5 separate regions of the Homo sapiens genome follow, and all the other regions are linked to region 1. Evidence: chromatin loops called from intact Hi-C (ENCODE). Cell type or tissue: chondrocyte. All regions are shown on one strand. Region 1 holds the start of HMGCR (3-hydroxy-3-methylglutaryl-CoA reductase). Region 2 overlaps POLK (DNA polymerase kappa). Region 3 overlaps LOC105379040 (a long non-coding RNA gene). Region 4 holds the start of HEXB (hexosaminidase subunit beta). Region 5 overlaps POC5 (POC5 centriolar protein).

Region 1 (5,000 bases):
TCCACGGCGCCCAGTCCCATCGACCACCCAAGGGCTGAGGAGTGTGAGCGCACGGCGCGGGACTGGCAGGCAGCTCCACCTGCAGCCCTGGTGCAGGATCCACTGGGTGAAGCCATCTGGGCTCCTGAGTCTGGTGGGGACGTGGAGAGTCTTTATATCTAGCTCAGGGATTGTAAATACACCATTCAGCACCCTGTGTTTAGCTCAAGGTTTGTGAGTGCACCAATCGACACTCTGTATCTAGCTGCTCTGGTGGGGCCTTGGAGAACCTTTATGTCTAGCTCAGGGATTGTAAACACACCAATCAGCACCCTGTGTTTAGCTCAAGGTTTGTGAGTGCACCAATCGACACTCTGTATCTAGATGCTCTGGTGGGGCCTTGGAGAACCTGTGTGTGGAAACTGTATCTAACTAATCTGATGGGGACGTGGAGAACCTTTGTATCTAGCTCAGGGATTGTAAACGCACCAATCAGTGCCCTGACAAAACAGGCCACTCGGCTCTACCAATCAGCAGGATGTGGGTGGGGCCAGATAAGAGAATAAAAGCAGGCTGCCTGAGCCAGCATTGGCAACCAGCTCGGGTTCCCTTCCACACTGTGGAAGCTTGGTTTTTTTGCTCTTTGCAATAAATCTTGCTACTGCTCACTCTTTGGGTCCACGCTGCTTTTATGAGCTGTAACACTCACCACGAAGGTCTGCAGCTTCACTCCTGAGCCCAGCAAGACTAAGAGCCCACTGGGAGGAACGAAAAACTCCGGACGCGCTGCCTTAAGAGCTATAACACTCACCGCGAAGGTCTGCAGCTTCACTCCTGAGCCAGCGAGACCACGAACCCACCAGAAGAAAGAAACTCCGAACACATCTGAACATCACAAGGGACAGACTCCAGACGCGCCACCTTAAGAGCTGTTAACACTCACCGCGAGAGTCCACGGCTTCATTCTTGAAGTCAGTGAGACCAAGAACCCTCCAATTCCGGACCCATTACTGCACGCCCGCCTGGGCTCTGTCTCTAAAAATAAAAAAATTATACTTTTATAAACTCTTTCCTTGAAGGGTTAAATGCATATGAGGAAGCGGCACATGGACTTCCTTGGCGCTTCCCCCACCCTCCCTTTCTACCTTGTGTCCATACCAAATTTTGTGATTTATCACTAAGTACAAATTATTAGTTAAGTGCTATAAAGATTCTTTTGAAATACCTTTTGGGAAGGATATAGAATTTATTTTAAGAGCATAAAACTAGACAACTGGTGTTTCTTTATTGCTTGCTTTGGAACTCATATTCCTATTGGAGTTCCCAATTAGGCAGTTTGCGAATGAAAATTTCTAAATCTTGGGCTAAAGCCTGTTTTGGTAACAACTTTAGTCCTTATTTGAATTACATTAGTAGGCATGTGTACAACCTGTAACTTCTGAGATATTTGGTCCTTGAGACTTCTAGCGGCATTAAAAATATGACAGGTTCTAGGCTCTCGGTACTTACACACTTTTCTCTCTTTTTTTTTTTTTTTTTTGACAAGGCTGCTAAGAGAACACTGCAATCTTTGGGTAGTTCACCCGTTTTCTTTACTGTGCAAGGTTCATAAAGGCAGGCACTATGTCTGTCATGTTTGTCACTATATCTCCCATGCCAACCACAGTGTGTACTTCACATAATGAGCATTTCAAAGGCAACATTTGGTAAAGAGATATGAATGAAGGTCTTACACTGAAGCAGTGGGGAACAGTAGAACCAGCCTAAGCATTAGATCTGGGTTCAAATTCCAGTTTTGCTCATTATCTATGTGATCTACAGCAAGTTGCTTGACAAACTTTAATTTTTACTTTTTTGTAAAATGGGAATAATACCTATTATATAAGGATTATAAGAATCTATAATCATTTATTAAAACTAAGGAGTGTTTAGTGTTTTCTTCGTAATGTGTTTCAAAATATGGGCTTTAAAAATTGAGTGAAATACAATTCCTGTCCTTAATAAATTTCCACATACGATAGTAAGACAAATAAAAAAATACTACGGAAATTTTATGGGTTTTCAAGGTCGGGAGTGATGATGTGTTTGAGGGAATTAGGAAAGGAGGTGGCATATGAAAAAGTCCTTAAGGGATATTTAGGATCTCAGCAGTTAAAATGGGTAGGCATATCCAAGGTAAACAAAGAGAACATAAGCAGGGAGGTAAAAAGGTACTGAGTGTGACTGAAGAAGGGCCAGTTACTCCTGGCTGAACTGTAAGGTTCGCACAGGAAAGTAGAGATACGTCAGAAATGTGTGGTGGGGCCATATTAGTGGTGACAGGTTCTTTCTTTAATCCAGTAGACAATGAGAAACGCTGATTTGGGTCTATGGCATAATAGGAAGTAGTATGCCACATACTGCATGTGGGAGTTCTGCAGGACAGATTGGGAAGTGCATGCGTGTAAGACTGGGAAGACCAGTTAGGAGAGGCTATTGCACTGTTTTAAGTAAGACATAATAAAGCCCTGCACCAGGCGGAGAGCAGAAGGAACGCACAGAAGACGCAGGAGAGGCACATTTCAGAGAGAATCCAGTATGCAATGGATGTCGCACACAAGAGAGAGAGACGCAGGTGACCGGAGCCATTTACACTAATGGGTAAATCTCGGGAAAGCGCTGGTTTCGGCTACCGGCCAGTTACAGGTTTGAGGTGCCCGTCGCCGCCACCTTCCCTTTTTTTATATTCCTCTTTTTCTCATGGCCGCCTCCGCTTCCCTCCATCTCTCCCGCGCTAGTAACTGAGCTTTCAGTCATCGACCTGACCCTGCGTTTTCCCTCACGCTCCGATTCTGCTTCCTATCACTGCCTCCTACTGTACTATCACAGCCAGGACGAGCACGGGTCAGGCACTGAGGCTGTGGGACACTCCACCCGCCTGGTCCCCTATCGCCTCCGCCTAGGCAGCTGCCATGCGTGCGCCCCCACAGCTCTAGGACCAATAGGCAGGCCCTAGTGCTGGGACTCGAACGGCTATTGGTTGGCCGAGCCGTGGTGAGAGATGGTGCGGTGCCTGTTCTTGGCCCTGCAGAGAGCTGTGGGCGGTTGTTAAGGCGACCGTTCGTGACGTAGCGCCGTCAGGCCGAGCAGCCCCCAGGCGATTGGCTAGACAATCGAACGATCCTCTCTTATTGGTCGAAGGCTCGTCCAGCTCCGAGCGTGCGTAAGGTGAGGGCTCCTTCCGCTCCGCGACTGCGTTAACTGGAGCCAGGCTGAGCGTCGGCGCCGGGGTTCGGTGGCCTCTAGTGAGATCTGGAGGTGAGGCGGGCGGTGACCGAGAAGAGGGGCAGGGGCGGCGGGGAGCGGGGCGGAGATGGGTGGGAGCGGGGTTTGGGCTGTGTTGGTGGCAATTCTGGAGCTTCCCTCGGCCCTGGGAAGTGGCTACCGGCAGCTCCTGCGGACCTGGAGGGGGCTGCGGTTGCGCTTTGTCGGTGTGGCAGCTCGGACCCGCGGGGACTGCAAGGAATGTCCTTGAGGCCCGGCAGGCCGAGCGGCGGCCGGCATCAGTGCCGGAGTAACCCGGGGTCCCGGGGTGGGCTTGAGAGGCGGGCGGCGGTCTGGCCTCTTCGTGACTGCGGTCATCATCGGTGGACCCGCGGGGCGTAGCTGCGTTCATCGTCCCTGTTCAGTCAGAGTAGGCAGTGCTGGCTGCACGGTCACGAAAATCGGGGCGGAAAGGGTGTCAGGCAGGGTGACCTCGGAGGCCCCTGGATTCGAGAAATGCTAGGGGTCTATGGGGCTGTCGGGCCGGCAGCTCGCAGGGCAGACGGGAGAAGCGCCTGCATCCCGGGATCCGGGCATTCACGCCCAGGAACTGCTGTTCGTTAGCACCTTTCTTTTAGGTGACGGGAAAGATCTCTGTAAATACTGCTGACTAACTTAGAACCATGAAAGAACCGTGGATTGGTGTAGATGTGTCTGGTTATTTACAGGAGAACGGCTTGAGAGGATGCGGAGCCCAACGTGGGGATTCGCACAATGACTCAAAAGATTCTTCTCCCTCTTTTTTTTTTTTTTTTTTTGGTAAGGGGTGTAGTCTCCTTGGTGCTGATATTCTTTTAGGAAAAATGTACCTTGGAGATACAAATATAGAACAGTTAATTTCTGCAGTAGGAGGAGGTCGATGTACTCCATTCTTAAGTAGTCGTTTGAAATATTTCAGGATTTGAGGATATTCCTTCTTAGACATGGTCCTGCAGAGTCGTAGGAAGCATTTGTTTCTGGGCTATACTAAATGTGCATGATTTCGGCGTCCCACAAGGTAGAGAATGTACTTTTTGTTTACTTATGAATTTATTTTCCTCTCCATGCAGTGAAAGGCATTTTGCAATTTAGAGATAATCTAGCAAAGACCTGGACAGTACTTTGGGGATAGGCTGGATTTTGCAGGCCTGCTTTGTTGTAGTGTTCTTCCAGAACTTATGATAAACTTGGTGGCCAAAACAAATGGGAATTAGTAACATGAAGGTTAAACAAAATTGCACATAGGTTACAGCATTAACATGAAAATTGTCGGGTATGTGGGATAACCATTTCAAGATAAGAGTGTGAGTATGCGTGCATGCACACACTCTTTGTATTCCTTTATGGTCTAGTTTCTAGACTATAGATAGCCACATTATGGAATTACATGGTCTACTTAGGTTGACCCATGTGAAATTGCCAGTATTTAAAATTCAACTAACCTACAAAAATAGCAGTTTCATATGATTCCATTTAACACTTATCTTTGTCAGAGAACTTTGGAGCTCTAGCTTCATAAGTGAATGAAGAGAATAGATATGACTTAAAAAACAACATGTAATAGAATGTGAGCTAATTGGGTATAGAATCCAGATTTCCTGATTGCCAGTGCAAGATTCGTTTTTTTTTTTTTTTTTTTCCTTCTTTCTGGAATACCAGCTTGAGCAGCAGAATGCTAGATCTTGTTGGGATTGAAAATGACTGCCATATAAGACGCAGTTCTTGGCTTCAAAGAGACA
Region 2 (5,000 bases), 230 kb after region 1:
GTCTTTGTTCTCTTATTGATTTCAAAGAACTTACTTATTTCTGCCTTAATTTCATATTTATCCAGGAGTCATTCATGAGCAGGTTGTTCAGTTTCCACGTAGTTGTGCAATTTTGAGTGAGTTTCTTAATCCTGAGTTCTAATTTGATTGCGCTGTGGTCTGAGAGACTGTTATGATTTCTGTTCTTTTGCATTTGCTGAGGAGTGTTTTACTTCCAATTATGTGGTCAATTTTAGAATAATTGCGATGTGTTGCTGAGAAGAATGTATATCCTGTTGATTTGGGGTGGAAAGTTCTGTAGATGTCTATTAGGTCTGCTTGGTCCAGAGCTGAGTTCAAGTCCTGAATATCCATGTTAATTTTCTGTCTCGTTGATCTGTCTAATGTTGACAGTGGGGTGTTAAAGTCTCCCACTGTTATTGTGTGGGAGTCTAAGTCTCTTTGTAGGTCTCTAAGAACTTGCTTTATGAATCTGGGTGCTACTGCATTGGGTGCATATATGTTTAGGATAGTTAGCTCTTCTTGTTACATTGATCCCTTTACCATTATGTAATGCCCTTCTTTGTCTCTTTTCATCTTTGTTGGTTTAAAATCTGTTTTATCGGAGACTGGGATTGCAACCCCTGCTTTTTTTTCTTCTTTCTTTCTTTCTTTCTTTTCTTTCTTTCCTTTCTTTTTTGTTTGGTAAATCTTCCTCCATGTCTTTATTTTGAGCCGTTGTGTGTCTTTGCACATGGGATGGGTCTCCTGAATAGAGCACACTGATGGGTCTTGACTCTTTATCCAATTTGCCAGTCTGTGTCTTTTAATTGGGGCATTTATTTTGATCCTGTCATAATGATGCTAGCTGGTTATTTTGCCCATTAGTTGATACAGGTTCTTCAAGTGTCAGTGGTCTTTACATTTTGGTATGCTTTTGCAGTGCCTGGTACCGGTTTTTCCTTTCCATATTCAGTGCTTCCTTCAGGAGCTCTTGTAAGGCAGGCCTGGTGGTGACAGAATTCCTCAGCATTTGCTTGTCTGTAAAGGATTTTATTTCTCCTTCACTTATGAAGCTTAATTTAGCTGGATATGAAATTCTGGGTTGAAAATTCTTTAAGAATGTTGAATGTTGGCCCCCACTCTGTTCTGGCTTGTAGGGTTTCTGCAGAGAGATCTGCCGTTATTCTGATGGACTTCCCTTTGTAACCTGACCTTTCTCTCTGGCTGCCCTTAACATTTTTTCCTTCATTTCAACCTTGGTGAATCTGATGATTATGTGTCTTGGGGTTGCTCTTCTCGAGGAGTATCTTGTGTTTTTCTTTGTATTTCCTGAATTTGAGTGTTGGCGTTTCTTGCTAGGTTGGGGAAGTTCTCCTGGATAATATCCTGAAGAGTGTTTTCCAACTTGGTTCCATTCTTCTTGTCAGTTTTAGTTTCACCAATCAAATGTAGGTTTGGTCTTTTCACATAGTCCCATATTTCTAAGAGGCTTTGTTTGTTCCTTTTATTCTTTTTTCTCTAACCTTGTCTTCATGTTTTATTTCATTAAGTTGATCTTCAGTCTCTGATATCCTTTCTTCCGCTTGATCAATTCAGCTATTGATACTTGTGTATGCTTCCCGAAGTTCTTGTGCTGTGTTTTTCAGCTCCATCAGGTCATTTATGTTCTTCTCTAAACTGGTTATTCTAGTTAGCAGTTCCTGTAACCTTTTATCAAGGTTCTTAGCTTCCTTGTGTTGGGTTAGAATATGCTCCTTTAGCTCGGAGGACTTTGTTATTACCCACCTTCTGAAGCCTACTTCTGTCAATTTGTCAAACTCATTCTCCATCCAGTTTTGTTCCCTTGCTGGCATGAAGTTGGGATTCTTTGGAGGAACAGAGGTGTTCTGTTATTTGGAATTTTCAGCCTTTTTGCACTGTTTTTTCCTCATCTTTGTGGATTTATCTACCTTTAGTGTTTGATTTTGGTAACCTTTGAATGGCGTTTTTGCGTGGTTATCCTCTTTGTTGATGTTGATGCTGTTGCTTTCTGTTTGTTATTTTTCCTTCTAGCAGGACCCTCTTCTGAAGTTCTGCTGGAGTTTGCTGGAGGTCTACTCCAGACCCTGTTTGCCTGGGTATCACCAGTGGAGGCTGCAGAACAGCAAAGATTGCTGCCTGTTCCTTCCTCTGGAAGCTTCATCCCAGAGGGGCACCATCAGATGCCAGCTGGAGCTCTCCTGTATGAGGTGTCTGTCAACCCCTGCCATCAGGAGGCATTGGGGTCAGGCACCCACTTGAGGAGGCAGTCTGTTCCTTAGCAGAGCTTGAGCGCTGTGCTGGGCGATCCGCTGCTCTCTTCAGAGCCAGCAGGCAGGAATGTTTAAGTCTGCTGAAGCTGTGCCCACAACTGCCCCTTTCCCCTGGTGCTCTGTCCTAGGGAGATGGGAGTTTTATCAATAAGCCCCTGACTGGGGTTGTGGCCTTTCTTTCAGAGATGCCCTGCCCAGAGAGGAGGAATCTAGGAAGGCAGTCTGGCTACAGTGGCCTTGCCAAGCTGTGGTGGGTTCCACCCAGTTCGAACTTCCCACTGGGTTTGTTTACACTGTGAGGGGAAAACCACCTACTCAGGCCTCAGTAATGGATGACGCACCTCCCTTCACCAAGCTGGAGTGTCCCAGGTCAACTTCAGACTGCTCTGCCAGCAGCGAGAATTTCAAGCCAGTGGATCTTAGCTTGCTGGGCTCCGTGGGCGTGGGATCCGCTGAGCCAGACCACTCAGCTCCCTGGCTTCAGCCCCGTTTCCCAGGGAATGAACGGTTCTGTCTCTCTGGCGTTCAGGCACCACTGGGGTATGAAAAAAAACTCCTGCAGCTAGCTCAGTGTCTGCCCAAATGGCCGCCCAGTTTTGTGCTTGAAACCCAGGGCCCTGGTTGTGTAGGCACCCCGTGAAATCTCCTGGTCTCCAGGTTGTGAAGACAGTGGGAAAAGCGTAATATCTAGGCTGGATAGCACCATCCCTCACCAACGGCACAGTCCCTCACGGCTTCCCTTGGCTAGGGGAGGGAGTTCCCAGACCCCTTGTGCTTCCCAGGTGAGGTGACACCCCACCCTGCTTCTCCTAGCCTTTCGTGGCCTGCACCCACTTTCTAATCAGTCCCAGTGAGGTGAGCCGGGTACCTCAGTTGGAAATGCAGAAATCACCTGCCTTCTGCCTTGGTCTCACTGGGAGCTGCAGCCATCTTACCCGGGAATCCCCGAAGCCGTTATTCTTAACGAGTGTGACACACACCAGTTTTGAGCAGTAGCAAAAGGAACAACGTGCATGTTGGAGACTCAGATCAGAACTTGAAAGTCATTGGAAAATGGAAGAAAGGACAATATGAATGGGGATTTCAGTTGAAGAAACTTTTAAAAGCAGTAGTGGCATGCATCTGGTTGATGTAGAAAGAAAAGAGTTCAGACAAGGGTGACTAATGAGAGATAGTAAAGGAAAGTGGAATGTATGAGTCATGCAGTGGAGAGGTTTCCTTTTGGCAACTACACTTGCTTTAAGCACAAAAAAAGAGAATAGCTTGCTGAAGACATTATTATAGCATTAATATATGAGTCTGAGGAGAATTTTTTCCCATTTGACTTGCTTTCTATTTATTATCTTTTTCTTTTCTAGATGATTCCATGTCCAAGTATTTCAGATGCCACTTTCTTATTCTCATTTGACTGTTATTTCTTAGGTATATTTTCTGGATTAAAATAGAGTAGTTTTTAGTTTACATTTGTTTTTGTTAATCTCCATAATTTGTTTATATGTGGTCATGGTGCTATTCTCTGGTTCAGAATTGAGGTACTAAAAGAAGTAGGTTTTAATTAGCATGTTAAATTTTGGTAATATTGAAAGGTTCCATTTATTAGGTATGGGATTTTACTGTAAGAAGTTAGCCTTCTTCAAGATTTTTCTACTAGTACTCCTTTCACTTTTTAAACCAACTTTAATATACTGCTATAAATTCATTATTTTTCTCCTTCTAGTCTCCCCTCCCCGTCTCTCTTGTGAGAAAATAATTTGAAATCAGATAAGGTCTTTCTCCTGAAGGAACTGACAATTTAGTATCTAATACAGTAAGTGCCATGCAAGAGCAGGAAAGCAAGGAACATTAAATTCTGTGGCACAGAGGACAGACATTCCATTAAGATACGAAGAGATATTTCAGCTGATCCTTGAAGGCTTGTGACAGAGCTTGGAAAGGCACTCTAGACAGAGGAACAGCCTGAGGAAGGCATAGAGCAACCCAGGTCATTCAGTGAGCTGTAGCCTAAACAAGGGGAAGCCTCCTACAGATTTCACTGTACCTCCTGTAGACAAACATGAGTCAGGGTGATTGCTTCTAAAAGAGGAGTTATAGTTTTAACCTGCGACTAGTGGGCAGCTAGTGTCACAGTAAGACTAAGAAGGAAGGACATAAAAAAAATTCTGCAGAGTGGAGGCAAAGCTGGAGTACAACATGAGGGAAAAAGCCACATATACACCTATAGCTCTCCACCTTTGAGAAAACTTGCTAGAGGGAACTCCACGTTCCATAGATGACCCCACTTGCTCATTGCTGGCTGTTTTTCTCTCAGTTTTTAATGTTTTATTATGCAGCTATCCATTGATCCTTTTAGTAATAGATGTATTTATTGAACTTGTGCCATGTACCAGGTACTGTTCTATGTTCTGTATATTTTCCAGCTTATTTAATAGCTTTCTTATGATTTTTACTTTAATGGTCTTGGTAACTTCCCTATGTTGCATAGATCACAACTATTACACAGCCACCTCCAGCTGCAGGGTAAGCTGGGAAAGTGAGTATTTAGCCTTTCTTGCCTTGATAGTGGAGGCCGGCCACAAAAATGGAAGTTAGAAATGAGTATGTCTGCTGCAAAATCACTTTTCTTACTTGCTTCCTTTGTTTATTTCTACCCCCTTTCATTTCTTTCTCGTTGTAAAACTAAGTTGTTAGTTTTCTCTGAAGAAACTAAAATTCTTTAAAGATTAAGAA
Region 3 (5,000 bases), 380 kb before region 1:
GTTAAAAATGCATCACTCTTAAATCTCACTCTTCACCAACTCCCATAGAATTACTGGTACTAAAAAACTCGTATGATAAGCTTTCAGATATTCTAACATGTTTCTTGCTTCAAGGTTAAGTTTCATGTACCTACCTGATTTATCGTGATCAAGGTGGTGGGGAGTTTTTGAGGATTTGGAGTCTTTCCTCTAATAATATCAGCTAACACTTACTGAGCATTTACTGTATATAAATATGTTCCTGCACGATCTCATGTAATTGAAGAGGAAGTGGGGTCAGGTACCATCCCTGACCCAATATTTTTTTTTTTTTTTTTTTTTTTTTTTTGAGACGGAGTCTTGCTCTGTCACCCAGGCTGGAGTGCAGTGGCGCGATCTCGGCTAACTGCAAGCTCCACCTCCCGGGTTCATGCCATTCTCCTGCCTCAGCCTCCCAAGTAGCTGGGACTACAGGTGCCCACCACCACGCCCAGCTAATTTTTTTGTATTTTTAGTAGAGACGGGGTTTCACTGTGTTAACCAGGATGGTCTCGATCTCCTAACCTCGTGACCCGCCTGCCTTGTCCTCCCAAAGTGCTGGGATTACAGGCGTGAGCCACCGCGCCCAGCCCCCAACCCTATTTTCATATGGAAAACTGAGGAGGCAGAGTTAAAATAACTTGCCCAAGCTTGTTTGAAACATTTCACACCAGGAGGGTCTGACCTGAGGGCTGAGCTTTTAAGCTGTGATGTGGACCATTCCTTTCCTTTCACCAGTCCCATGTTAATATGCATGCATGCGTAGGACTGAGCCAAAAACAGAACTACAAGGGTATGGAACTCATGGTGATCACGCCCTTCCCTAGCTCTGGGAAAAAGCCTGAGGCACAACATCCCTCACCCTCACTATCATTTATTCTTGCAATCATTCATTCAACAAATATTTGTAATTGAGGACATTCCATGTGCCACATCCTCACCAAGGACACAGTGGCCATCAAAACCAGATGGGACTGCTCTTACTGGGCCTACGATTCCCATGAGACACCAACACGAGGGTGGAATTTACGCTCACATAAACTTACAGCTGCAACAAGAGCTGTGAGGCACAGGAACAAGATACTGTGAGAATATGTAAAGGGGAAATCGCCTGATTAGGTCAGGGAAGTCTGTGAGTCTGTGACAGAAAAGGGGACATCTATAGAAACAGGAGAGGGGAACGTGTAATGGGGGATAAGAAGAGCATGGGGGGAGGCCCTGTGACGGGAAAGGAGCATGGCACATCCTGGGAATGAAAGTAGACAAGGGCTGGAGGAGGCCCAGCCATGCTTAGGACTCATTCTTTATGGTGAAGGTAGTGGGAAGCCTTTGAACCACCAACTTTGGACTGCATTCCTGAGCAGTTGCTCAAGGCCAAACAGTGCCCCAGCAGCCACCTTCTGTGTCTGTCTGCCATCTATGGAGTTATCAAGGAGGCAGATCTTCATAGCATCAGCATCCTTGAACTGTGACTTTAGTCGTGGTGATGGCCAGCTTGGGATCAGAGAGAACCAGGCCCTGGCAGCTTCCTGCTCTGTCCTGAAAGTTGACTTCCTTTGGTCTGTTGAATCATGGCATTTCCAGGAAGATCAAATATCACAAGAGAGAGATAGTAATTACACAATGTATTTGGGACAAAGATCACTCATACTTCTTTGCAAATAAGTCAGCTAATAATATTAAGAGTAATTTGGCTGGGTGCAATCGTTCATGTCTGTAATTCCAGCACTTTGAGAGGCCAAGGCTGGCAGATAGCTTGAGCCAAGGAGTTCAAGATTAGCCTGAGCAACAGAGCAAGACCCCCATTTCTACAAAAAAATTGTAAAAAATTAGCCAGGTGTGGCACGTGCCTGTAGTCCCAGCTGCTTGGGGAGGTTGAGGCAGGAGGATCACTTGAGCTGAGGAGGTTGGGGCTGCAGTAAGCCAAGATCACACCACTGCACTCCAGCCTGGGTGACAGAGCTAGACCCTGTTTCCAAAAAAGAAAAAGAAAAAAAAATGAATAATTTCAGTGTACTGAATTAACAGAATTCCACAGATTGTACCCTGCTATCTCTGCCTTTTCTGCCTTATCTCACTGTAAATTATTTGCTTGAGAAATGTGTTTATGCATAGTTTTCTGGAACAAAGCTGCCCGATGGCATTCCACAAGCATAGAAAAAATAATGATTATGGTGACTCACTTCTTGCTCGTTACTTAAATATTATTCACTAAACTTTGCTAACAAGAAAGAGTTACTATAAAATCGCTTCTCTGCCTCACTGGATATAATTTTCTCTTCAGTTTCAGATGCCATCTCCAGTGCTATTTAAGAGAGGTTTGCATGTGGATGTGAGAGAGATTACTTGCTTATTTATCTATTGCTTATTTACGCTTTTGTTTCAATATTTCTAGTGACCCCAACTGAGTGATTCGGATGTGAGCATGCACAGTCCCTTTACACCATGCACCTTACAATGATGGAGAGTTGAACTCATCAACATAATTTTCAAAAGACTGACACTTTTTTTTTCAGTCATAAATGCTTATATTTTGAAGATGGAGATATTATCTAGAGGCTTCTAGATAAACCATTTAACTCTAAAGAAGAGAAAACAGAATAACCCTTCACTGAGGGAATTCCATTTATTGATTAAAAAGCTGATTGGAATTTGCATTTGCACAGGTAGGGGGAAATCCCAATTTGTAGTCTGTGTCAAGTGGGGCCAGCCCCAGGTGAAATTGGCCATCTCAGCCCATGAAAGCAAGAGAAAATGTCAGCTGGGGAGATCCTCAAGAGAAAGTGTGGGGGATGGTGAATTTTATGTGTTAACTTGACTGAGCCATGGGATGCCCAGATATTTAGTCAAACAGTATTCTGAGTGTTTCTGTGAGGGTGTTTTTGAATGTGTTTAACATTTAAATCAATAGATAGTGTAAATGTGATTGTCCCCCAAATGTGATTGAGAATCATTTAATCCACTGAAGGCCTAAATAGAACAAAAGGCTGACTCTTCCCCATTAAGAGGGAGTTCTTCCTACTTGACTGCCTTTGAGCTGGGGCATCATTTTTTTCCTTGCCTTTGGACTTGAACCATGAGCTCTTCCTGGGTCTTGAGCTTGCTGGCCTTCAGCCTGGAACTATACCATCAGGTCTCCTGGGTCTCCAGCTTGCTGACTGCAGATCTTGGAACTTGTCAGCCTCCATAATCACATAAGCGTATCCCTTATAATTCTCGCTTTCCATACCAACACACACACACACACACACACACACACACACACACGATATATACATCATTTTCTCCATTTCAGTATCAGCTGATGGGAGAGGAGACAAGAGGAATGGAGGTGTTCCACTTGGAAAGGCCAGGCTCTTGGTTAGGTGGGAGGTTGGAGGTCATCTGATCCAACCTCCTGCCTGAGGCAGAAGGGCTCTCTATATCATGCTGTACATGTTCAAGCATGCGGTTCTTTGGCTTTGGCCTGAATACCTCAGAACGGCACTGCTGTGCGATGTTATCAAGGGCTCTGGAATCTGATGGCTTGTGTTTCACCTGGCCTAAACTTCCTACCAACCATGGCCTTGGGCACATCCTTACTTGACTCATTTCTAAAATGGGATAATAATACCGCTCATCTCAGGGCTTGCTAGGATGATGCCTGGAGAATACAGAAGAACATAGTCTAGTGGCCAGTATCTATTACAATAAATGTTAGCTATTATTAGTCCTGCCATTTCTAATCTAACCTTAATTTGGGATGTAAATGCCCAGATTCAGTAATTCCATGTTAGCTTTTCTTTTAAACTTGAGGGCAGCTGCAGATTTGATAACCATAGCTTCTATGTATTCTAAGGCCTTGCTATTCAAAATGTAGTCTGCAGAGCAGCAGCATAGATAGCACCCGGGACCTGTTAGAAATGCAGAGCTCTGGCTGGGCCCGGTGGCTCACGCCTTTAATCCCAGCCCTTTGGGAGGCCGAGGCAGGTGGATCACTTGAGGTCAGGCGTTCGAGATCAGCCTGACCAACATGGTAAAACCCCTACTCTACTAAAAATACAAAAATTAGTCAGGTGTGTTGACACATGCTTGTAAACCCAGCTACTTGGGCGGCTGAGGCAGGGGAATCACTTGAACTTGGGAGGCAGAGGTTGCAGTGAGCAGAGAATGCGCCACTGCACTGCAGCCTGGGTAACAGAGTGAGAGTTCGTATCAAAAAAAAGAAAAGAAATGCAGAGCTCAGGCTTCAGCCAATGATAAGTATTAATGTTTAATCTAAGGCTCCAAACAAAGGTGACAAGGAACACTGGGCTAGTGATAGAGTTCTATGATAACACCCTGGAGACTCCTCTCAGTTTAAAACACTGATTAACATTTAACTTTAGCCAACATAATAAAAAACAGATTTCTGGGAGGATTCTAAATATTAGAAAGGGTAGGATGAGGAAAGGGCAAGATCCCAGGCAGCAGTTGGAGCTCCTAGACTCTTCCATGTCACTGGCATTAGATGCCTCAACTCTGCCCATCTTCTGTGTATTCTATTCAAATTCTGATTAGCCCAATCTGGGTCAATGTCTTCTACTCTTGGACACCTGGCCCTGGCCAGGCTTGAATGCACAGCCAGGATGATGCTGAGTCAGAAGCCAGCCCAGTGTGTGTCCACTACAAAGACCATGTTTCAGAAAGATGCATAAGTACAGGTTTTTTGCTCAAACAGCCTTCGTAGATGTCCACTACTTGACTACGGTGGATCCTAAACAAAGTTAATACAATGTTGGGCACCTCAAACTTGCTTCAAGGAAAAAATGGAGAAGGGAGCCTGACTTAGAAAGGAGCAAGTTATTTTTGGAGGAGAACAGTATATTTACCCTATGAAATCATTGAAAACAACTGCTAGCGTATTTGGGGTGTGCACTTAGCAGAGGCTTCATTTGGAAAGTTTAATAATACAGAGATCCTTTGTTTGAGGGGGTGTTAGCTTCCTTTAAAAATACAATCTT
Region 4 (5,000 bases), 650 kb before region 1:
GCCTGGGCGATAGAGCGAGACTCCGTCTCAAAAAAAACAAAACAAAACAAAAAAAAGAAGATCCTCCAGCACTAGCCAAGCCTAAAGAAAAAAACCTTCAGACAACTGCAACTTCATGAGATAATCTAATCCAGAATCACCCAGCTAAGACTCCTAAATTCCTGAACCACAAGAACTGTGAGATATTTATCTTATTATTTATCTGTTGTTGTTTTAAGCTCCTAAATCTTGGAGTAATTTGTGACACAGCAATAGATAGCTAGTATGCAATGTGAAGTTGTAATTAAGTATATAGTAATTGCAACAACATAAATTGATGATTGAATCTTGGAAACATTATGCCGTGCTTCCATTGACAGTAAAAAGTGGCAGTAAAGATGGATATTGCAAATTATATTTGTCTTAATTATAAGAATAGGGGAGAATAGTGTGCCACTGAAGTTTTCTTTTATGGAAGAATTTTAAACATGCACCATGTAGGGGTGGAAAGATGTGATACCTTTCCTCATCCATCATGAGTCATGGCTGACACTCTTATAACAAAAGAGCAGATTAACACAAGGAAAGCATAACAGATTTATTTAATCAGTTTTACATGACATGGGAGCCTTCAGAATGAAGGCTCAAAGACCCAGGAAAAGCTGCCTATTTTGATGTTTAGGTTTGATGCAGAGCAGACAGCCAGGCAGAAATGCGATTGGGCAAAAAGGATATGATCAACCTAATGGTAATAGAGAGGAGAAACCTGGCAAGATGTGTCTGTTCAAATTCTTCTTGGCCTCTCTGTGTGGTATTCCTTCCTCCAGGATACGGTGCAGGGCCACTCTGGAACAAAAGTCTTGAGAGCCACTATCAGACAAGGTAGGTCAGAGAACCTCTTTATGGCTGGCTCCTACAGAAAGACACGGCAAGATTAGAGTAATATTTCTAGATTTTATGACTGGCTTTGGGGGCATAGGGGCTCTAGTTTCTTCTTTTTTTTTTTTTCTTTCTGAGACAGAGTCTTACTCTGTGGCACAGGCTGGAGTGCAGTGGTGCAATCTCGGCTCACTGCAACCTCTGCCTCCCAGGTTCAAGTGATTCTTGTGCCTCAGCCACCCAAGTAGCTGGGATTACGGGCGTGTGCCAGCACATCCAGCTAATTTTTGTATTTTTAGTAGAGATGAGGTTTCACCATGTTGGCCAGGCTGGTCTCGAACTCCTGGCCTTAAGTGATCCACCTGCCTTGGCCTCCCAAAGTGCTGGGATTACAGGCGTGAGCCACCATGCCCAACAGTGGCTCTAGTTTCTGTGACCCATTTTGAAAAAGAGGAATTCTAGTTTCTATGGCTTGCTCTGGGGAAGAAAGGGGAGCAGGAGAAAGAAAGGCAGGAGAAGGTCAGAAAGATCTTCTGACTCTCTTTTCTTCAGTTCCAAGTATTCAACATGCCAAAGTGCCACACTTTGGGGTCTCATTTTCTGAGGCCCAATAATCATTACATTTCTTTTCTTTCTTTTTTTTTTTTTTTTAAGATGGAGTCTTGTTCTTGTTGCCCAGGCTGGAGTGCAGAGGTGTGATCTCAGCTCACTAAAACTTCCACCTTCCGGTTTCAAGCGATTCTCCTGCCTCAGGCTCCTGAGTAGCTGGGATTACAGGCGCCCGCCACCACGCCCAACTAATTTTTGTATTTTTAATAGAGACGGGGTTTCACTTTGGTGGCCAGGCTGGTCTCGAACTCCTGAACTTGTGATCCGCCCTCCTTCGCCTTCCAAAGTGCTGGGATTTCAGGCGTGAGCCGCCGCACCTGGCCTAATCATTACATTTCTTTGAAGTCTTTCCTTAAAGCTCTTCCACCCTCATTTTCAGAATACTTATATAGCAGATCTGTGGTTTTGGTCTGCCTAGCGTTTTCTCCTTCTGGTAAGAGAACACCTCTTCTCCCTTTGGCATCTCCAGTCCGTGTTCGTCATGTGACTTCACTGGCTCTTCCTTAGGGATGGGTTATGAAATCAAACTTGTCAGTTGGGATCCTTTATATCGGGACCCACACAGATGAGCCAAGATGTTCTCTCTCAGGATTCCTTGGGCATGCTCTGCCCCAGGGAGTTCTGATAGGAAGGCTTTATTGACCACAGCTGAAGTGCTGTTACAGAAAAGCCTAGACTTAGGAGCAAATAAACTCAGCTCTCATCTCGGTTATCTGGTGGTTGGGCTGAGAGGAGAAAGGTGCTCCTCAAGCTTGGCTTCTCCAGCTTCACCGAAGCCAGGGATCCACAGGAGAGCGCCCGTGTTGACAGCGTGAGCGGCGACCCGGTGTCGGCCTGGCGTCCCGAGCCTGTGCACTGGGCCGTTTTCTTTTTCTTTTCTTTTTTTTTTTTTTTTTTTTTGAGACGGAGTCTTGCTCTGTTACCCAGGCTGGAGTGCAGTGGTGCGATCTCGGCTCACTGCAACCTCCGCCTCCCGGGTTCAAGAGATTCTCCTGCCTCAGCCTCCCGAGTAGCTGGGACTACAGGCACCCGCCATCATGCTCGGCTAATTTTTGTATTTTTGTAGAGTCGGGGTTTCACCAATTTGGCCAGGCTGGTCTTGAACTCCTGACCTCAGGTGATCCGCCCGCCTCGGCCTCCCAAAGTGCTGGGGCTACAGGCGTGAGCCACCACGTACGGCCAGCACCGGGCATTTTTCTTACTTTAGCCATCCCGTGTTTGAGGTTGCTGTCTGGGCTCTGCTCCTACCCGAGGGCACCCCTGGAGGAAATTCTCGAGGTGACCTGGACAGGGCGGGCTGGGCGAGGACGCTCCCGGGGCCTGGAGGCGGAGTCGGGGGCGGGCGCGCGCAGTCATCTGACTCGGTGACTCACCCGCGGCCGCGCTTCCTCTGATCCGGGCCGGGCGGGAAGTCGGGTCCCGAGGCTCCGGCTCGGCAGACCGGGCGGAAAGCAGCCGAGCGGCCATGGAGCTGTGCGGGCTGGGGCTGCCCCGGCCGCCCATGCTGCTGGCGCTGCTGTTGGCGACACTGCTGGCGGCGATGTTGGCGCTGCTGACTCAGGTGGCGCTGGTGGTGCAGGTGGCGGAGGCGGCTCGGGCCCCGAGCGTCTCGGCCAAGCCGGGGCCGGCGCTGTGGCCCCTGCCGCTCTTGGTGAAGATGACCCCGAACCTGCTGCATCTCGCCCCGGAGAACTTCTACATCAGCCACAGCCCCAATTCCACGGCGGGCCCCTCCTGCACCCTGCTGGAGGAAGCGTTTCGACGGTGAGCGCTCCCGGCCCGGCCGGGAGTTGTCCTGGGGGAGGGGAGAGGCGGACCACCCCGGAGCGCTGTGCAGACCCTCACCACCCCACTGCGCAGACGAGAAACCGCCTGGGAGCTGGCAGGCGATCTGCCCAGCGCCACATGGACTGAACCCACGCTCTTGCCCCCACCCTCCTACTGCTTCTTAAGGGACACCTTGGGTGCTCAGGAACCCTGGTTTGAGAGCCGGATAGTAAGTGGAAGAGGGAGTTTGCTCTGAGGCCTTGTTGGGCAAATGGCATGGACGGAGGGGACACCGGAGCTGGGGAGGAAAGTGACAGCTCCTTATTTGAAGGACGTGCAAAGGGATAAGTTACCCGAAGGGCTTAGACAAGCTCTCTTGAGGGACCAGGAATCCCCCAAAGCTGACTGTCATTTATAGGCCAGTTTCGCCCCCTCACCTCTCCTCACATCTCCTGGTAACAGCTCAAATGGCAGAAGTCCTCAGTTTCGAGCACTGCCTAAAACTGCCCTCTCTCCTAAAATCTCTTCCATATAAAATGTGACATGTTTGCATCTGACTACGTTTCTGCGGTCAGTGGTTAGGCAGTATCCAACTTTGTTTCTCAACACCGATCATGTTGCCTGCTCTCCCTGCTTCCTCTTTTACAGACCCCTAGATAGCGCCTCTGTCTCTCTCACCCTTTGGCTGCAGACAGGGTGAGTTTTGTCATGGGAGTCAGCCAATCACACCATAGACAAGGCAGGTTCCCCTGGGGAGATGTTTGAAGACGCCACACACTGTCCCCTCAGTGTGAGACCTGTGTAGGTGGGACTGTCCTGAAGGCGTATCGTGCCCTGCAGAATTGTAATTTGGTGCTAACTGTACTGCCTCCTGGCATTCCCCAAGCCTGTCGCTGTACCCAGTGGATACTATAGAGCTTAAGTGTGCTTGCAGGACCCTGAACAGGTGGGGAGGGAATGTCAAACTAACTGAATAATGTGTTCTGACCCCAGATAGGACAGGTGCCTAGGCTCAAGCTGCAGAGGCCCAAGATGCTGATGGCAGAAATGGTTCATTCTCTACAATCAGAAGGCTCATGGTTTCCTTCTGTTTTGTACAACTAAATGGGTATTATCAGTCTCTATTTTAGACACACACACTAATGAGCCTTTGGTATCCAATCTGCTAAGGCCAGAGTGGGGTTAAGATGTAGAACCAAAGTGTTTGGTTGCATTGGGATATTCAGAAAGATTGCATGGAAAGTACATGAAGGTTGTCTCAGAAGATCATGACTAGGGTTGGAAATCTTTTTAAAAACAAACACGCTTATTATGTTTGCCTTGGAGTTCAGCTTGTAGAATTGGATTTTCCTTCTGTGTCATACTGCTAAGTAAAACAAGGACTTGGTAATATGCTGAACTGACTGTGACAAGAAAGCATGGGTGATGTAAGTTAACAATAGGTAGATAACCAGGACTTAAATCAGCTGAGATGGTTCGAAGGCAAGGCTTGGTATTTCAAGGCATGTGCGGGTGATTACCTGAAGAGTTTGCCTAACTCATGGCCTCTGAGTGAAGCAGCCATTAATTATGCCTGGTATTATTAGGAAGCAGGTCATAAAATGTGTTGGCCCTTATGGCTAAGACTTGAAGGCATGCATGTGAGCATTCTAGGAACTCAGAAGGAGCAGCAGGTATCTCAGAGTAAAAGCACAGTGGAGTTGGAAAGATTTGGAAATATGGGAGTGTTCACAAAGTGCGACGTGGTCAGGAACACACAGTCTAGG
Region 5 (5,000 bases), 350 kb after region 1:
TTGGCTTAGCTTATTAAAACATTTGAAATTCCAGTGTGAAGTATTAATCTAAATTCATTTTTTCTCTAAACAGTTTTTCCAAAGGCATTTATTAAGTATCAATCTTTTCCCGATTATTATAGTTCATCTGTGATTCTCCATATAGCTGCATCTAGCTACACACAGTCACAGCTGTATACTGAAATGGGAAGAGAGTGGGCTTCAGGAGAGATGTCTCTGGGAAAATTAAAATGACAGAGTATTGATGTTTTTGGAAGACCCTATGGAAAACAGCATTCAGTGGGGTTTTGTAATCCTTGGAGAGTTTGGAAATAATTCACTATAGTTGGATAGAAAACCGAAGATAAAAATGAAGCAATTAATTCTAAGAACAAAACATTATACCAGAAAGGAAATGTAGTCATAGTACACATTCATGGCTTAGCTATATTAGTAATCATAAATGATTTAATCTGAAATGGGAATATCTATAACATACAGGGAGGATAAGGAAAGTGAAGAGAGAGAGAAGGAATAAGGTGGCATCAGGAGGCCAAGTCCTCTTATCTGTAATAAGTTAACAGATAATGTTTGAAATTAATAAATGTAGAAATAATGATATAAACATACTATTTAGGAAAAAATGGAAACAGAAGAAACAGCTAACAGAGTTAGGGAGAGGAATTTAGAAGACTGTTTCTCACTATAGTCCTTGTAAAAATGATTTGGCTTTTTAAACCATAAACTTCTATGGATCTTATGAAATTGAAAAACTAAATCTCAGATTTAAAAATATTTACAAATATGTTTTTGTGGACTAAATTCATGCTTCTGGCCTGAGGGAAACTTTGTCCTATTACTTATTACAATAAGGGACAAAAAAGATTTTACAAACTCCTGAAGATGCTTAAATGCTATTTCAAAATAGAAAACTAATTGCTGGCAGGAATATTCTTTGCCAAAATGTGGAAATAAGTACAATTGAGTTTGTAACTTTCCTCCTGCCCAATCACGCTTGAGGGGTGTCCTCTCAGTAGCCATGATTCTCACCTGGAGCTTCAGGTGTGAATGAAAAACTAGAGAAGTCTGGACTGAAGAAAATTAGAGTAGCAGGAAAAATGCTCATAGATGATAAGCTTCATTCAACCCAGCTCAGAATTGCTTTAGAATGCCTTCAATAATTTGAAAATATATACTCCTGTAAATAAAATGACTTCTAAAAGACTTCTAAAAGAAATCTCTATACGCTCATTGAATTAAATAGAAGTTGTCTTAAATGGCTCGCATGTTTACTGTCGGCTGCTTGTTTTCAGATGGTTTGTCACTTGTACTTGTTAATGTTTATTTAATGTATTAAAAATTGTATAAATTGATGAAAAAGTTGAAAATGCATAAGGACAATTTAGAAATAATTCATAAAGATAAATTATTAGAAAAAAGTTGCTACTAATCAGGGGGAGGAAAGAAAAACCTAGAAGGATTCTCTAATCAGATTGTTTGGAAAGTTTTGTTAGGTTCATGCTTTACAGAAACTGAAATTGGAGATCATAGAAAATATATTGGGTGTGGTTTATATTAAAAAGATGACAATTACAATCTTTGACCCCACATTCAGTTTGGCTCCACATTTAAAACCAGCAAATTAATACATATTTATGTTTTAGGATAAAATAATGCATTAGGTATGTATCATTCTCTGCAAATTAAATGACCACTTACTGGTACCAATCATGTTGGAGTTCATTAAATTTATCAGCTTAGCTGACTTTAAAAAATGCTATAAAAATAAAAATTCTAGCATTTTAAGCCACATCAACATAAGCAACAAAATTGAAAGGAGTAAGAAAAAAAATGAAATGACATTAAAAACAGTATTTGTAGCTTAATATTTGACAGAGAGACAGTACAGATCATTGGTTAAGAGTAAGAGGTCTAAATCAGATTTTCAAAGTCTGAATTCCAAATCAGTTACTAATCGTGTCCTTAGGCAAGTTGCATACTCTCTAAGCCTCAATTTCTTCATTTATAAAATGGAGAACGCAGTACCAACTCCCTAATGATACCCTTTCACTTTCTATTCAAATGAAGAGGAAAATTAGAAGAGAAACTTTACTAAAGGTCTTTACCAAATAGCTTTAAAATTCAGTGAAAAATATTTCCCCTCAATTATTCCAATTGAAGTTAGAAAAAGAATAAAATGCCATCTACTGTTCAACTTTATGAACTGCAATATGCTTGCTTGTATAACTGTCCAGCCTTTTTTGAAAAATGGTTTCCACCATGAAATTCTGATATTGTCTTTAACATACTGAGGATGTCTGCATTAAAGAAAATCATTTTAATATTATTATTTTTTAAATAATTTTATTTAAATTTAAATAATTTTTTAAAATAATAATATTTTAAAATAAGATATTATTTTATTAGCATGGTAATCTTCCATTCTCCAGTTATTTGTTTGCTAATTCTCTGTACTTTCTGGACCTATCTCCTTTTAGCTACTGGAAATACCAAGAAAAACTGAAAAAAATTTTTGAATGTTCATAGGAAGCCTCTGTGATTAAAATGACAAGAAAGATAACCAAGCCAGGATTGCAAATCTCTCTCTTCTTTTCCTATTCCCAACAATGATGGTTTCACAGTAAGTTAGCCAACTACTGGATTTATTCCTACTTTTGTTATCAAGTTTCTTTTAAAAACAAAAACACATATTTGAGGTAAATCTGAGTATTTCAACTATATAAGGAAGGAAGAAAACTAAGATTATACTTAGAGATAGATTTAATTGTGATTCTCTTTTCTCCCTGGCCCTAAAGGCCACTTACTTATGTGACTGAAATGGAGTGTGTATCTGTTTTTGAAGAAGTGGATATAGTGGGATAGGGCAGACAGGGAAGGGCTGTCTACAGAATATTATGGTTTTCAGGTTTCAAAGACTTCAACACTATCTCCGATGACCAGATTATTCAAAAAGTTAGCAATAAAAAGGGTGCTAAGCAAACTCATTCATTCAGTTCTTCCCATACATATTCAGGTTTACATATAAATGCAGATGTACCCATGAAGTTACATTTTAGGAAGAGAATTTTGAAAAATCTAGCTCCGCGTGTGTTAACTGCATATGCAAGATGAATGAGAAACCAGAACATAAACACAGTGAGTGAATGTTTAAATGAGGTCATCTGTGCAGGATCACACTTCAAAATGTGTAATCATGGAAAACAAACACAGCTGAAAATATGTCAGAGTTGAATTTTAGTGTTTTATTTCTTTCTTTTTTTTTTTTTTTTGAGACAGAGTCTCACTCTGTCACCCAGGCTGCAGTGCAATGGCATGATCTTGGCTCACCGCAATCTCTGCCTCCCGGGTTCAAGTGATTCTTCCACCTCGGCCTCCTGAGTAGCTGGGATTACAGGCGCATGCCACCACGCCCGGCTAATTTTTTTGTATTTTTGTAGAGACAGGGTTTCACCACATTGGCCAGCGTGGTCTCAATCTCCTGACCTTGTGATCCACCTGCCTCGGCCTCCCAGAGTGCTGGGATTACAGGCGTGAGCCACTGTGCTCGGCCAATGTCTTATTTCTAAGTCACAGCTCCCCCACATAAATTTCTCTTAGCCATGTGCTAGATATTTTTCAAACTCTTTGTGTCAATAATTGGTAAATAACTGATCTCAATGTATTTTCTCCCAAAGTTAGTAGCTCTCGAAAGGTAAAAATTCAAACCTGTTAGAATACTAAAGGTGACCACTTGTCTGTCTCAATACCTCCTTTAGCTACAGACAGCCGTCCAGAGCAATGGCACCTTCTGATGGCCTGCCAAGGGAATTTTAAGACCTAAAACTTATTCTGCCTCTTCTTTCCTCTTATGTAAGTGGTTAGGAGTTGGGGAGAAGAGGAAGACAAGCAAATCAGAATCATCTCAGGAGCTTTATAAAACTATACATGCCTTTATACCAGATCCACACCACAGCAGGAAAGAAGTTAACAGTGTTGTTTTTTTTTTTTTTTGAGACAGTCTCGCTGTGTCGCCCAGGCTGAAGTGCAGTGGCGTGATCTCAGCTCACTGCAACCTCTGCCTCCCTGGTTCAAGCAATTCTATGCCTCAGCCTCCCAAGTAGCTGGGATTACAGGTGCCCACCACCATGCCCGGCTAATTTTTTATATTTTTAGTAGAGACAGGATTTCACCATCTTGGCCAGGCTGGTCTTGAACTCCTGACCTCGTGATCCACCCTCCTCAGCCTCCCAAAGTGTTGGGATTACAGGCATGAGCCGCCGCGCATGGCTTTTTTTAAACTGACTAACTAATCACTGCTAGCTCTGCACAGGTGAGTCTGATAAGCTTGGCTTGCATCTGTACTCCACCCTTACTTGAGAAACATGGTTTGCAGAATACAAGTTTAACAACAGGAGGCTAAGGAGTTAGAGCCACGATGTGCTTCATCTGAAACTCTAGTTAAAAAAAAAAAAAAAATTAGAGACAGGGTCTTGCTCGTTGCCCAGGCTGGAGTGCAGTGGTGCAGTCATAACTCATAGTAACCTTGAACTCTTGGGCTCAAGCGATCCTCCTGCCTCAGCCTCCTGAGTAGCTGGGAGTACAAGTGCACAGCACCATGCCTGACTAATTTTCTACTTTTTTGTAAAGATGAGGTCTCGCTATATTGCCCAGCCTGGTCTCAAACTTCTGGCCTCAAGCAAACCTTTCACCTCAGCCTCTCAAAGTACTGGGATTACAGGTGTGAGCCAATATGCCCGGCCTCTTACCATATTAACAGCTTGATCAATTTCATTTCAGGCAAGTTCTCACACAAACCTTCCATCCCCATTTAACACTATCCTCTTGGCACTTCTCTAATAGCAGCTCACTGATTCTAGGAAAAACTATTCCTCTCCATTCCAATTACAAATTACAAATTAAAACTCGATCAAGATGGAGTTACTACAGAGCAGTGTTAGTGATATATCTGCATTTAGGAAAAAGGAAAGGTGTTAGCTGAATAGAAAATATAAAATTAAATA

Evidence for each region. Peaks named below come from ENCODE experiments on the same cell type or tissue, not always from the same donor. Only the 100,000 strongest peaks of a DNase experiment are listed, where the experiment ranks them.
Region 2: it touches region 1 in a loop (2.6-fold over the local background); 7 of 110 quality-filtered maps call a loop at or near these places.
Region 3: it touches region 1 in a loop (2.2-fold over the local background); 3 of 110 quality-filtered maps call a loop at or near these places.
Region 4: it touches region 1 in a loop (2.4-fold over the local background); 10 of 110 quality-filtered maps call a loop at or near these places.
Region 5: a loop joins it to region 1, with 5 times the contacts of the local background. A loop is called at or near these places in 25 of 110 quality-filtered maps.

Annotation. Positions count from the first base shown.
Region 1 is chr5:75,334,025-75,339,024 of GRCh38, forward strand. It overlaps HMGCR (3-hydroxy-3-methylglutaryl-CoA reductase), which reads left to right and starts at 3,196. Exons shown (of 20, transcript NM_000859.3): 1 at 3,196-3,276. RefSeq lists enhancers at 3,107-3,667, 3,668-4,226 and a silencer at 3,308-3,427. In chondrocyte, CTCF peaks have their summits at 2,434, 2,637 and 2,837; DNase peaks (open chromatin) are centred at 3,057 and 3,557.
Region 2 is chr5:75,563,596-75,568,595 of GRCh38, forward strand. All of the region lies in intron 3 of POLK (DNA polymerase kappa), which reads left to right. Among named protein-coding and RNA genes, the nearest start is that of ANKDD1B, 45 kb to the right of the region's middle. RefSeq lists enhancers at 1,985-3,184, 3,139-3,358, 3,379-3,458. In chondrocyte, no CTCF peak of the experiment used is centred here; a DNase peak (open chromatin) is centred at 2,282.
Region 3 is chr5:74,952,978-74,957,977 of GRCh38, forward strand. The region is part of intron 1 of LOC105379040 (a long non-coding RNA gene); the gene reads left to right. Among named protein-coding and RNA genes, the nearest start is that of FAM169A, 89 kb to the left of the region's middle. RefSeq lists a silencer at 1,387-1,681. In chondrocyte, no CTCF peak of the experiment used is centred here; no DNase peak of the experiment used is centred here.
Region 4 is chr5:74,682,329-74,687,328 of GRCh38, forward strand. HEXB (hexosaminidase subunit beta) reads left to right here and starts at 2,905. Exons shown (of 14, transcript NM_000521.4): 1 at 2,905-3,231. The coding sequence starts at 2,933. RefSeq lists a silencer at 2,593-2,932 and enhancers at 2,617-3,117, 3,623-3,672, 3,733-3,782, 3,793-3,882. In chondrocyte, CTCF peaks have their summits at 3,039 and 3,242; a DNase peak (open chromatin) is centred at 2,853.
Region 5 is chr5:75,679,265-75,684,264 of GRCh38, forward strand. The region is part of intron 10 of POC5 (POC5 centriolar protein); the gene reads right to left. Among named protein-coding and RNA genes, the nearest start is that of POC5, 36 kb to the right of the region's middle. In chondrocyte, CTCF peaks have their summits at 2,174 (motif pointing left) and 2,382; no DNase peak of the experiment used is centred here.